Linked DNA regions of Homo sapiens: region 2 is linked to region 1. The links are chromatin contacts, found by Hi-C or POLR2A ChIA-PET in ENCODE. All regions are on one chromosome and are shown on one strand. The core of a region is the stretch at or near the end of the contact, and the rest is flanking DNA. Distances in the headings are between cores, read along the strand shown.

Evidence for each region. Hi-C counts contacts between places; a loop is a spot of excess contacts on that map. ChIA-PET counts read pairs that join two places held with the same protein, here RNA polymerase II (POLR2A). Pooled maps may share reads with other maps.
Region 2: a loop to region 1 is called in a map of psoas muscle, with 4 times the contacts of the local background. The contact joins two enhancer-like sites. A Hi-C loop is called at or near these places in 4 of 168 maps with a recorded cell type or tissue (PC-3, aorta, ascending aorta and 1 more) and 1 of 50 pooled maps. POLR2A ChIA-PET finds 5 or more read pairs at or near these places in 2 of 52 experiments (A673 and activated T-cell).

The regions. Positions count from the first base shown.
Region 1 is chr1:185,802,084-185,808,367 of GRCh38, reverse strand. All of the region lies in intron 1 of HMCN1 (hemicentin 1), which reads right to left. Among named protein-coding and RNA genes, the nearest start is that of HMCN1, 71 kb to the right of the region's middle. Within about 2 kb of position 4,012, at least 2 of the 41 ENCODE cell types and tissues checked have a DNase peak (open chromatin) inside an H3K27ac peak, as active enhancers do; they include PC-3, where a contact is called at or near this core.
Region 2 is chr1:185,860,132-185,866,297 of GRCh38, reverse strand. HMCN1 (hemicentin 1) reads right to left here. Exons shown (of 107, transcript NM_031935.3): 3 at 1,670-1,828; 4 at 435-557. Among named protein-coding and RNA genes, the nearest start is that of HMCN1, 130 kb to the right of the region's middle. Within about 2 kb of position 1,282, at least 3 of the 41 ENCODE cell types and tissues checked have a DNase peak (open chromatin) inside an H3K27ac peak, as active enhancers do; they include PC-3, where a contact is called at or near this core.

The DNA.
Region 1 (6,284 bases), core at 2,763-5,262:
TTTTTTATTTATTTATTTTTTGAGACAGAGTCTTACTCTGTCATCCAGGCTGGAGTGCAGTGGCATGATCTCAGCTATCTGCAACCTCTGCTTCTGAGGTTCAAGGGATTCTCGTGCCGCAGTGCCCCAAATAGCTGGGATTACAGGCGCACACCACCACACTTGGCTAATTTTTTGTATTTTTAATAAAGACAGCGTTTCGCCATATTGGTCAGGCTGGTCTTAAACTCCTGGCCTCAAGTGATACACCCACCTTCGCCTCCCAAAGTGCTGGGATTACAGGTTTTTTGTTTGTTTGTTTTACTTTTTATAGAGACAGGGGTCCCACTATATTGCCTAGGCTAGTGTGACTTTTAAGTTAATTATTTTAAAAATTATTTAGAAATTTCAATATGAAGCAGAACTGTCTCTCTACCTTCAGAAATTAGAACAGAAAGTTCCATACCTTAAATATTTCAAAAAGAGAATATTCCCGTCACTTGTTTTCTCAACATAGTAGTTTTCAAAATGTTTACTTTTTAGAAAATTAGTAAAGTTACACCACTTAATTTGTTATCTCTCATCTTTCAGACTGCAAGGAAAAAAAGTATTATCATAAAAGACTTTTGCAGAAAGAATCCAGTATAAAAACATAAAATTCATAAACATGAAAGAAGTGATACTAAAGACAAGAATGCAAGGCTTATTCTCACAAATTATAAATAACATTGGAAGGCTTACTTTAAAGGAGTTTTTGAATCTTAACACCAAAACAAAGTAATACAGAAGAAACCTTTTGGCCAGAACTAGCCTTACTTTCAAATATGTATGCATGAATCCAGGAGCATATATGTGTATGCTAATATGTGCATGTTTATGTGTATTCCTGTGTATATTACTGCATATAACCATATGTGAATATGTATGAATGTGTTCTTGAGTATTTCTGTGAGTACACATGTGAATATGCTAGTTTGCTTTCCTCAATCAGATTTATTCTGCATGTTAAGAGAAGCCTATCTATTGAACTATGTAGGCTGTATAACAGCTAAGTTGCTCCAAAATATTACATGCAATTAATTATTGGGAAGTTAAGTGGCAGCACAGAAAAAGTCTGAATATTGACTCTTCAGTGCCAAAATGTAACTCTTTATTTTTCAAGGACTAAGTAACCTTCAACAGGAAATCATCACACTGAAATGTTAAAAGTCTTCATATTCAGGATTTTGAATGTTCTTAGATAGTTTAAATAGGAAATTTATTTAACAGAAAACTGCTTTTTTTATATTATAATCTTCAACACACAGGGAGCTAAAACTTTAAACATTATCCCTTTTACTAATTACTACTATAATCCCAAATTCTTGAAAGTTAAAGGTATTTCAAAGTCAAAGGTGTAATTTTATAGATTTTCAATCATCGAGAAACACTTCAACTGTTTCATTAAATGAAATGTTAAGAAAAAAATGTATAAGACAGGAAATGAGGATGGAAAGCCTTTCATAACAAGACTAATTTAACCTTCTCCACATAATGCCTACATTAAGCCACACTAAATAAATTAAATATAATAAAAACACAGTGGGCATTTTATAAATTCTTTCATAATAATACATCAATACAAAACTTTGTAGTGGGTTACATTTAATTTTCAAACTCAAAAAGGCTCTTTCTAAAATGCAAACCAGTTTGTAAAGGTAAAAGAAGCAAGATGCAATGCCATCGTACGTGAGAGATGCTTGGTTCGAAAATGGATCAAATCAAAGATAACAAAGAAAAAAATCAAAGATAATTTGCTGAGTTTTAAGTGATGTCTTATGTCTTTTTTTTTTTTTTTTTTTTGAGACAGGGTCTTACTCTGTTGCCCAGGCTACAGCGAAGTGGCATGATCACAACTCACTGAAGCCTTGACCTCCTGGGCTCAAGCAATCCTCCTACCTCAGCCTCCTGAGTAGCTTAAGACTATAGATGTGTGCCACCAAGTCCAGCATTTGTTGCTGGATAAAACTTTCCTGTTAGGGCTCATAAACATACAAAGTAAATCTGAGAAAAGCACTCCCTACATATTGGAAGGAGTAGAGACTACTGCTTAAGAATGTGGGCTCCAGAGTCTGAGTGTGCTTGAATCCCATTTCTGTCTCTTATTAGTTGTTCAGGCATTTAATCTCTTAATGACAGTTTCCTCATCTATGAAATGGGGGTAAAATAGAACTACTTCGTAGAGTTATTTAAATGAGTTAATAAATGAAAGAACTTAGAACTATAATATGTAACAAGCTCTTAATAAAAGTTACCTATTATTATATTATTATTATTATTATATCAAGTTTGTACATGCTTGGATTCACTCTACAATCAGCTCTTAATTTCTTAAGCTAGAATGACTCTTCCACAATGGGGAATATTTTCCCTAGGAATAAAAATGATAGGATCTTTTTTAGCTCTATGTAAAAAAAATAAATGGAAAATGAACCATGCCCTAACCATGAATGTGGCACCAAATGGTAATGATTAGAGCACATATTTTGTCTGCACCAGAATCAGCTCAAGTATTGACTCTACCAATATAGGAGCAGGACACAAGGCTGACATGCTGTGCTGCTCACAATACCTTCAGAAGTACCTTTTGTGCAGCATGGGTCAGGGTTAGACATACGCAGTAGAGAGAGGCAGTGACAGAGAGAGGGAAGGAGAGAAATAGCACATACACTACAGCAAAATCCTGCTTTCCAGAATAAATTTGCAAAAAGATCACATGGTTAAAATGTTTCTCTAAAGTAACTTTGCCTAAATATTTTTGAGGGATATAGAATACATGTATTCCTTTTTTGTCCTTTATCAATAATGAGATATGACAAAAACTCAACTATAATTCCCATAAAGCTCAGAAGTACCAATGAAATAGTCAGTCACTTTCATTTCACACACACACCAAATTGTCATCTCTACCTAAATGTTATTATGTAATGACAAAATTTTTACTATTTTCAGAGGGAAGATATTTGAACTTTTTGGCCTCTGCACTTGATAATTAGAGGATGGGGGTACAAAACTGTCACTTGTCCATTTCATAAGCATATCTGGGGGTTGGAGTACCAATAAAAAATATTTTGGGAAATAAAATTTAAAATGTTGCAAATTCTACTGTACTTATAACTGTGAAAAGTATTTTAATGTCTTTAGAATTTTTTAAAAATGCTATTGTATCTCACAAGCTTTTCTCATGCTCCCAGTGTAAGGTTAGGCAAGTGAAATTTAAATAAAAGACTGCCATCAATGTAAGGAAAATATGCCATCAGAATAATTTTTCCCCACTAAAAACTTAATTAAAATGGTTCAAGATACATTTTCCACTAGAATCTGTCAGGTGTACAATTCCTTCCAAATGCTAATCTCATCCATTTTTCTAACCAAACTATTACAACAAGTCAATAGAGAAATAGTATAGTTTTTTTTAAAACTAGGTCAATAAACATTACCTCAATACAAAGCACATTACTTTCTAACAGCAGGAATCTGTAGTCTCGTCATAACATTCTAAGCCCCCTCTGAAGTTTAAAGAGCAGGGATTTAGGAAGACTATAAAGAAGGAACTACTACAGCCATGACAGGAAACAATTAAGACATAAATAAGAATTTCTGCGGAATCAGGTCAAAGTAAGGACACATTTAAGAAATGTCCTAAAGGTGTGAAAAACAGACACAAAATGAAGTAATGGTTGGAAGGAGAGGTAGAAGGTCTAGTTAGTGCTAAAAGAACTCGTTTTAAAAAGAAACCTAAAAGCTTTGAGTTGAAAGTCCTAAACCTGTTTTTAAAAATCCACACTACTAAAAAAATTCATAAAGACTTTGAGTTGTGGGATTCCATGATCAATCCTGAGATCTTGCAGGAAATGAAGCTGTAGTATTAAAGTAAATCAGGCTTCCTTTTCCTTTAGTCAGTGAAGCACTCTCAAGGTATTTAGAAGAAAAAGATCTAGTTATTTGAGTTTAGGTAATAAACATTCCAGATGACTGTCAAACAGACCACAACTCAACAAACACTAGAATCATGATGACTGCAGTTATAATGTGCAAAGCAGTCAATGTTTCAGTAAGCAGACATACAAATTAAGGATTTGTTAATACCATTTTTGTAATACTCTATGGGTAATTGTTAGTGTTATTAACTTTGCAATTTGTTAGTGTTACTAGGAAAACTAAAATTATACTTTGAAAACATAGAGCATATAAAATGCCCTCTTTAGCCATTTCAATTTTTAAATGAAAATTTTAAAAAAATCTGACTAGTAAACTCTTTGTAATGGTTGATTTAGAAGGTATGAAAAGAGATGAATTTAAAAAAATGTCTCTTTTCTGTACCAATTCACACATCTGGGGCTCTAAGAGGAATATTTCAAAAATAAAGACAAATAATTTATTTTTGTTGACAGATAACTAGAGGATCCAAGAAGATGTATTCTGAAGACAGCAATTGAATGATAGCCAAAAAGCAATGACTAAAGTTTGCTGAATCCTGGAATATTGGATCAGGAAGGCAACTTGGATATAATCTCTTCCAATGCCTTTGTTTTATAGATGACAAAACTGAAGGGTTGGCTTACCTAAATTTACACAAGTTGTTAGGAGAGGATAAGAAGGTTTTAACAGAAATCAAAAAGAAATTTTTAGCATGAAAAGTAGTATCTGAAGTATAAGGAAATTTGAGAACAAGTAGAATTCTACCTAATCTCACTTCCCTATTCCTAAACAGGTACTAACTATTCAAAAGTGCCCTTTCTGCCTCATCCTTTTCTGTCCATTTTTTAAATGTTGAAAGAATATCTTTTGTTAGAGACTTACTTTTCAACTCCCTTTTTTCCCTCACCACAAATCGTTTTGGAAAGTAAAACTGACTGGGAGAAAAAATGCTATTGAAGAAAAAATAATGGATCTTTCTGCTCAAATGACCAGATGTTGCTTGAATTCCACAGATAAATATTCATCTTTGCTTCTATAGACTTAAGTTACTATGATGAAAGTTTGTAATGAAACTGTAGTCATAAAGATGTCAAAGCTATATATTTAAGGTGTTTATTAAGGTTAAAGTAAGTTTACAGGACCTTATCTTTCCCTTTTTTATCTTACTATATTTACTCCCCAAAGTCAATTTCCTCCTTGTTTTGTTTTTTTTTTTTTTTTTTGCTTTTTTTTTTTTTTTGGTTCTGCTAATTTTAGTAGAGGCATTTACTAAAAAAGATACTTTTTCTTCTGTGAAGGTTATTTTGAGGGAGACTCAAGAAATTCACAGAGAATTCTGACAATCCTCTATGCATAGATTTGTGCAAATAAGCATTCGGATTCTAGGAGCCAAAGAGAAAAAATATGCAGTAGGAGCTTTATTTTTCTGGAAAGTTCTATCTCTCTACTGCATATATCCAAATACTCCCTCTTTTCCATAGCTTTTAAAGCTTTCAAGTTTCTACAATTTATAAAACACAAAAACAAAACAACAAAACACCTCCCTGTTCCCCTTATTCTCTTTCACTATCATTCCATCTTTCTCCCCCCACTTACAGACAACTTGCCGAAATATTTATCTGTGATCACTATTTCTTCATCTCCACCAAAGCTTCAATTTTAGTTAAGTCTGGCTTCTCTCCCGACACATCACCAAAACAATCCTGAGTCAAGTCAATTACCTTTATGACACTAAGTCAAATAAGCACTTTTCAGTCTCCATCTCACATGGTCTCTCAACAGCATTTGGTACCACTCTCATTCTTAAAACACACCCTTTCCTTGGTGGCCTTGATATAACATTGTCCTGGTTTTCTCTTTCCTCTTTCATCCTTGATTCTGGGTCTTTCAGTTGCGTGCTCTTTCTTCCTTACCTGGCAAATAAGGATTCTACAGCTCCTAAAGGCCTATTCTTAGGCCATTGTACTACACTTTACCTAGGTGATTTCATCCATGCCAATGGGCCTCAGTTAAAAACTACGCATGGTGATTCTAGTCTAAGGCAACTTTCGCAGAATCTCTTATATCAAGATGTCTAGTCTACATTTGTACCGAAATGTCCCTAAATCATCTGTAGTTTGATGTGTCAAAACAAAAATTTATCATTTCACCTCTACCCTTCAATCTGATTATTTTCTACTGGTTCCCATGTCTATGAAAAGTACCTATGTTCATCCAATTGCACAATCCAAAAACTTAGGTGTTGACATGATTCACCCCATGCCTAGCCTCACTCCTCCCCTACCCAAGCCATCACTAAATCTTATCCATTTTATCCATTAAATAGCTCTTGAACTTCTCTACTT
Region 2 (6,166 bases), core at 33-2,532, 61 kb before region 1:
AGTTAGTCATAGTTTTTTACTTTTAATCTTAGAAACCAAACCTCATCAGAATTTTGCTCAATAATTAACTTTTTCGCATTCTACTTCAGTAACCAGTTTAGCCTCATTTTAATAGCTATATGAAAGTTATTCATCAAAAACACAAATTGACCTTACTGAACAACTACAAAAATTTTTGATTCCAATAAAATTAAACAGTTAAATTCAATTAAATTTAGCAGTTTGTTGCTATAAGTAATACAATCTAAAAATTAACATTAAATAAATATACCTATATTTCTTCACATTATTCAATGCCTTTATTGAACTGTGGCCTTGGAGTTATACCTTTTGGTTAAAATTGTTTTTGAAATCAAATCTGTCATAATTAGGCTGGCCTAACTGATTTTGATAAGGCAGCTGGTAATAAAGTAGACTCCCTTTATTAAACTGACCTCATTAACTTGTTTTTTGTCCAGATGGAACACTTGACCAGAACTTGTAGAGGCAATTTCTTCATAGACTTTATATCCAATATGGGTCCTGTCATCACAATCTCCAGTCAGAACAAATACGACCTATGATTAAAAAAAAAAAAAGAAACAGTGTAAAGGGTTTCCAGAAATAAAAAAATATGTGTATTGACTACCTATTGTGTTACATTACTGGGCAAGTAGAATATGTGAATGTGTGTGTGTGTGTGTGTGTGTGTGTGTGTGTGTGTGTGTGTGTGTGTATGCTTATATAATTATTGACTTTATACTCTGTTTAATAGTGAACCCAGATAGGAACATGGTGATTTATATTTTAGAAGTGTAGGCTAAAAGCTGTAGAAGTAGAAGTGAGACCATGACTATGCTAGATCAGAGAATGGCCTCAATTCCTCACCCCTCCCTGTATCACTCAGTCAAAAGATTCTGAGTTCTTCTTATAAAAGAGGTAGAGCTTATTTTGTCATCTGTGAATCTAAGCTTGTCCATGTGACTTCCTTTGGCCAATAGCATGAGGCAAAAATGACATTCTACAAGTTCTGGGCTGAGACCCAAGAGGGCTTGTGTATTTCCATTTGCTCTCAAGTGTTTCTGCCATGGCCATGAGAAGGACATGCCTAAACCAACTTACTGGTCTCAAAAAGAGGGTAAGACAACTATGAGGCAAAGCCAGGTCTCCTGACAGTCAAGCTTAGATAAGCAAAACCCACACTATTCCCTAGACACACCAGTGAGCAAGCCTGGCCTAGATCAACTGAGCTCTGTGAACATGTGAGAAATAAATGCTTATTGTTTTAGACCATTGAGTGTTTGAAAAGTTTGTCATGCAGCAATAGCTGATACAATGAGTAACTCTGACTCAGGCGTGATTCCACATCGGAGATAACATTGGAATATAAGCCTTTTTTGGTTAGGCCTGTGTTTTGTCAGTTATAAGGAAAAGATGATAACAAGTACCTTAATTAATCCCCAATCATGTCTTCTCCATACTGAAAACCAAGACATTCATATGGTATGTATAAATATCACATATATGTTTAATATGTTTAAATCAGATGACATATACATATTGGAGAACATACATGTGGATAGATAGTTATAATTATTGTTATTGACCACACATGGAAGAGTCAAAGAGGACAGGCAATCTCTTACATACTGCATTTAGACAGAGACGTTTGGGGTTGATTCTTACTCACTTGTGACTGTTTCTGTTGGATAAGTTGCAGCACCTCATGGGTGAGCCGGTAATCTTTGGACCGAGCATCAGTGAAAACATAGATGAAAGAACCAGGAAGAGAAATTTCCAAGGCAATTTTTATAGCTCCAATACTCATTTCTGGGCAATCACCACCACCCTGTTGAGTGGAGAGAAAAATTCAATTACGTCATCATCAAAAACAATTGAATATTTTGGTTATAACAAGGTGCTTTGGGAGTTTTAGAACGAGCAAGTTTTCCTTTTTATTTTCTGTCAGTTTGACACTTTGTTCAAGAAGGGATGGAAGATATGTAAAGTGATATGAACTAGAAAAATGTGTACTTAAGGATAAGTTAGAAATTCACCCAAAACACACAAAATAATAGCTATATATTTATAAAATTAAATGTCTATTCACTCTGCCTTCTCTTACACGATGATCTCATACACCCCCTCTTCTCTTACTTTTTCTCATTCTTATTTGATGACCTTGCTTATTGTATTGAGAAGACAGAAGCAATCAGAAGAGAATGTTCATAAGCTCCCACCACAATACCTGTTAACCCATCTGCAGAAGCAGCCAGATGCCTGCCTTAATCGTGAAGCACTTGCTTGCACTCATGGCTATGGACCCATGGCTAGGGCTAACTACTCACCTGGGAACTAATCAAGGTGATCTCTCTACTCCATCACACTCTTTACTAAATCATTCCAGCATGGCATGTCTCCATACTCCTTCAAACTTCTGCTCACTTCATACCTGCCAGAGAAACTTTCCCTGACTATCTGACATAAAATGCATTCTGTTTGTCATTCTTTTCACTCTGACTCTGTTTCATTTTTCCTATTAACCTATAATCTCTGTGTTTTATTTTCTACTTGAATAGGCTCAATATGTTTTCCTAAACAAAAACTGTTCCCATCCTCAGAGCAATTCTTGTCACATTTATTTCCTTCATAATTATGTGGATTGGTACATGAAATTGTGAGTTTGCTGTATTTACACTTTTATACATTATATTTTAGATTCAGAATTATATCCTGTTTGTTTCCATGTCATCAGCATTGTTTAAAACCACAGGTTTGAATAATGGCATAACATTCTATTATGTCTATATTCCATACTTTAGTCAACCATTTCACTGCTGTTGAAATATTAGTGCTCTTTCAAATTTTACTTCTCCATTATAAATGGTAGATAGACAAACAGACAAACTGATAGCAATAACTATAGGGCCAAGGGAATGGACTTTTGATCAATATAATTTGAGCAATTAATACATAATTGCTGAACACCCTGCTGAGATTTGGGCATCCAACAACAAATAAGCTAAAATACCTTGTCCTGAAGGAGGTCAGGGCCTAGAATAAGCAATCACATAAAAAGCAGGGCAGCTTGGGATCATGTGGGCTTTATGGCAGCAGAGTGCAACAAGTAAGAGCTCTTTCTCAGAAAGAAAATAGTTATTCATGAAAGGAGTAAGGCTTTATCATTAAACTCTGGAAATCCTATTTGATTTTCCTATTGGGTCTTTCAGCAGGCTCCAACAGTCTCATATTCTGATACAGATACCGTGAACACCATAGATCTAATCAGGGTCATAAGAACCAAGTATTAGAATAGTTTACAATGTAGCTAGCCTGGATGAAGTGGAGAATCTTTTCTTGTACTGGATCCCGATCAAAACTTACAGCCTTTGAGCATTATTTGTTAAATAGGTTGAAACAGAGCATCAGCTGTTAAAAATTGACTCTAAAACTGAGAGACTCATTAAATATTAGGTCACTTTCTTAATTGCATGGGGCTAGAAGATGTAGTAACCTGATCTTCACTTTGGAAAATATACCAGCCATAGATTCCCCAAAATGTTATCGAGTTAGCAGTCCTTTCTCTTTTTGCAGAACTTATCTCCTACCTCCTATCACTTATATGCATTTTTGAGGCATTTAGTTTAACAAATAACACCGCTCTCAACAACTAGTATATTTGTATCTTTTGACCATACTTATCTCTCAAGTTCTAATTTTACATTTTCAATTTCTTGTTAGACCTCTATTCCTGGGTGTTCTATATGCCTCTCCAATTTAGTGCATTTAAAACAGAACTCATATTTTCTGCTGTGTCATCCCTATTTTTGTTAACCGTGCTATCTGCATAGATATTTGGTTTCAAAACCTGAGTCATTTTTGACTCCTCCTTCTTCTTTCATCTAATCAGTGGTCATTCATTCGACTTCCATAAATCTGTCCCTTCCCTTTCTCTTCACTTCCCACTAGTCACTTTTCTTATCACTAATTTTATTACATGTACAAACTCCTATCTGATTTTCTGCTTTTCCTTCCACTTAACTTTATTTTGCCTGCAGTAAAGAGGTATATACATCACGTTCCTACTTAAAATATTTCACTACTTGTGTTGGATCAAATAATCTTTCTATCTTTCTATCTCCTGTTGCTCCTTCTCCACAAATTGCTCCCTTTAAGCTGAGATTCTTTTTTTATAGAATTTTTAATATTATAAATGTTTAATATTGAAATAGGGAATTTTTAATATTCCCCTTGCTTCACACCTTAATGCCATAACAATTTTCATTCAAGTAGTCTTTCTACTGTTCTATCTCTACCATTAAACACTTCTCAACAAAATATGCATGTCTAAATTCTTCCATTATTGTATAAGCTCACTGATGGCAAGGAACTGTGCTTTGCTGAGTCCTTGAATCCTCAGTTCATAGCACAGTGCTGGCTTAATCACTGAGTAAATATTTTTCAGATTAAACTATTATCTCACAATGGTTGAGATAATATGCCTTCCCCTCTTTAAAGCTTTGTTTCCAGTCAAATGTGCTTACTCACTCTTCAGATGTATTCTACTATGCTTTACACTTTAGTGGTACTTAACATATTTCCTTTGCATAACAGTTATTTGGAGGGTTATCATGTGCAACAATGACCTTGAATGAAAATTTATGTAATAGGAAAGTGGGAAATAGACAGACATGTTAGTAATTTTGGTATATTGGATAGAAATAATCTTTACTTGCAGCCAATTTTGTATAATCTGTAATGGATATTCTGGGATGCTCAAAAAAATTTAAATTCCTATTGTATATTCAGAAGCTTAGAGAAAAACATTCCTCAACTGCGCATGACACTGTGCACCTGAGTGTGAACCACAATATAATTTATCCATTCTACAAGCATTTGTTGAATGGTCAAGTACACAATACAACTCCATGGTAGTATAATTCTAAGGAGAGATTAAATGTCTTTTACTAATTGTCATGTGTGTACCAACACACTAGGAGAAGTTTTCTGTCTATGGGCCAAACATGAGGACAGCTAAGAAATATCTGAAGGCACATATTAGGAATAGAAGGAATGATAAACCTTGTCCAGTTATTGAGTGAGAGATCCTCTCTGAGCCGTTTGACTTGGGTATAAATTTGCCCTAAGAGGACCTATAGATGCCTACTTCCCTAGGAATCCTGAAACATTACCCAGGAGTAGACTGTAGAGACCACTAGAATCCTTGAAAGGACTCCAGATGAATTAATCCCATTGGAATCTCCCAGGAACTTCAAGCTCAACCTAAAATTGAATGCAGCCCTAAAAAAATCATGTACTGAAATAGGGTCTCTAAGACTACAAACATTTTTCAGCCTATAAATTTGAATAAAGCAGTTTAACCACATATTAATAAAATCAAGATGGTCAACAACCTTTTCTGTAAGTATTAGAACCACCTTATTTTCCTGGAAAAAAAAAGCCACTTTGTGAAACATTGGAGCTTTATGTATATGAGGCTTAATATTGGTTAATAATCAAAGGAAAGAGTTTGGTGAGCTGACACAACTAAAACCCCACAGAGAATTTCACAAATATCCTTTTATTTCTTGGACTTTTATAATATCATATACTCTAAAATGAATTATTTGACTTTTATGAAAGAACTAACAAAAAGTCTCAAAGCAGCCAGGAAAATTGGAGAATGTCAAGTAAAAAGAGAACATTTTAAGCCAGGCATGGTAGCGCATGCCTGTTGTCCCAGCTACTTGGGGGGCTGAGGTGGGAGGATCCTTTGAAACCAGGAATTCCCTTCCAGCCTGGGCAACATAGCAAGCTATCTCTTAAAAAAATAAATAAATGTTTAAAAAAGAAACACTTTGACTCACACATGTCAGAAGCCAAGACTGGATGTGCTTATATATCCTTTAGGAGTGCTCTATGCAGCTTAATTATATTTTTCCTGCTATGGAAATCAGTGCAGTCTTTATAATAAAAATGACTATTCTGCCCCAAATTTCACATTTGCAATATAATCTGCAAACACAGATTATATTGTAATCATATTGATTATAAGTGTTCTCAGGAGTAAAATTCTTCAAAAAATAATACAGTATATTTAAATTATTACCTTTCTGCTTCTAGCTAACTGAAAATTAAAAGTAAATGTTAACTAATAATTCATATCTTAATAAAGCTATGTGTTTAT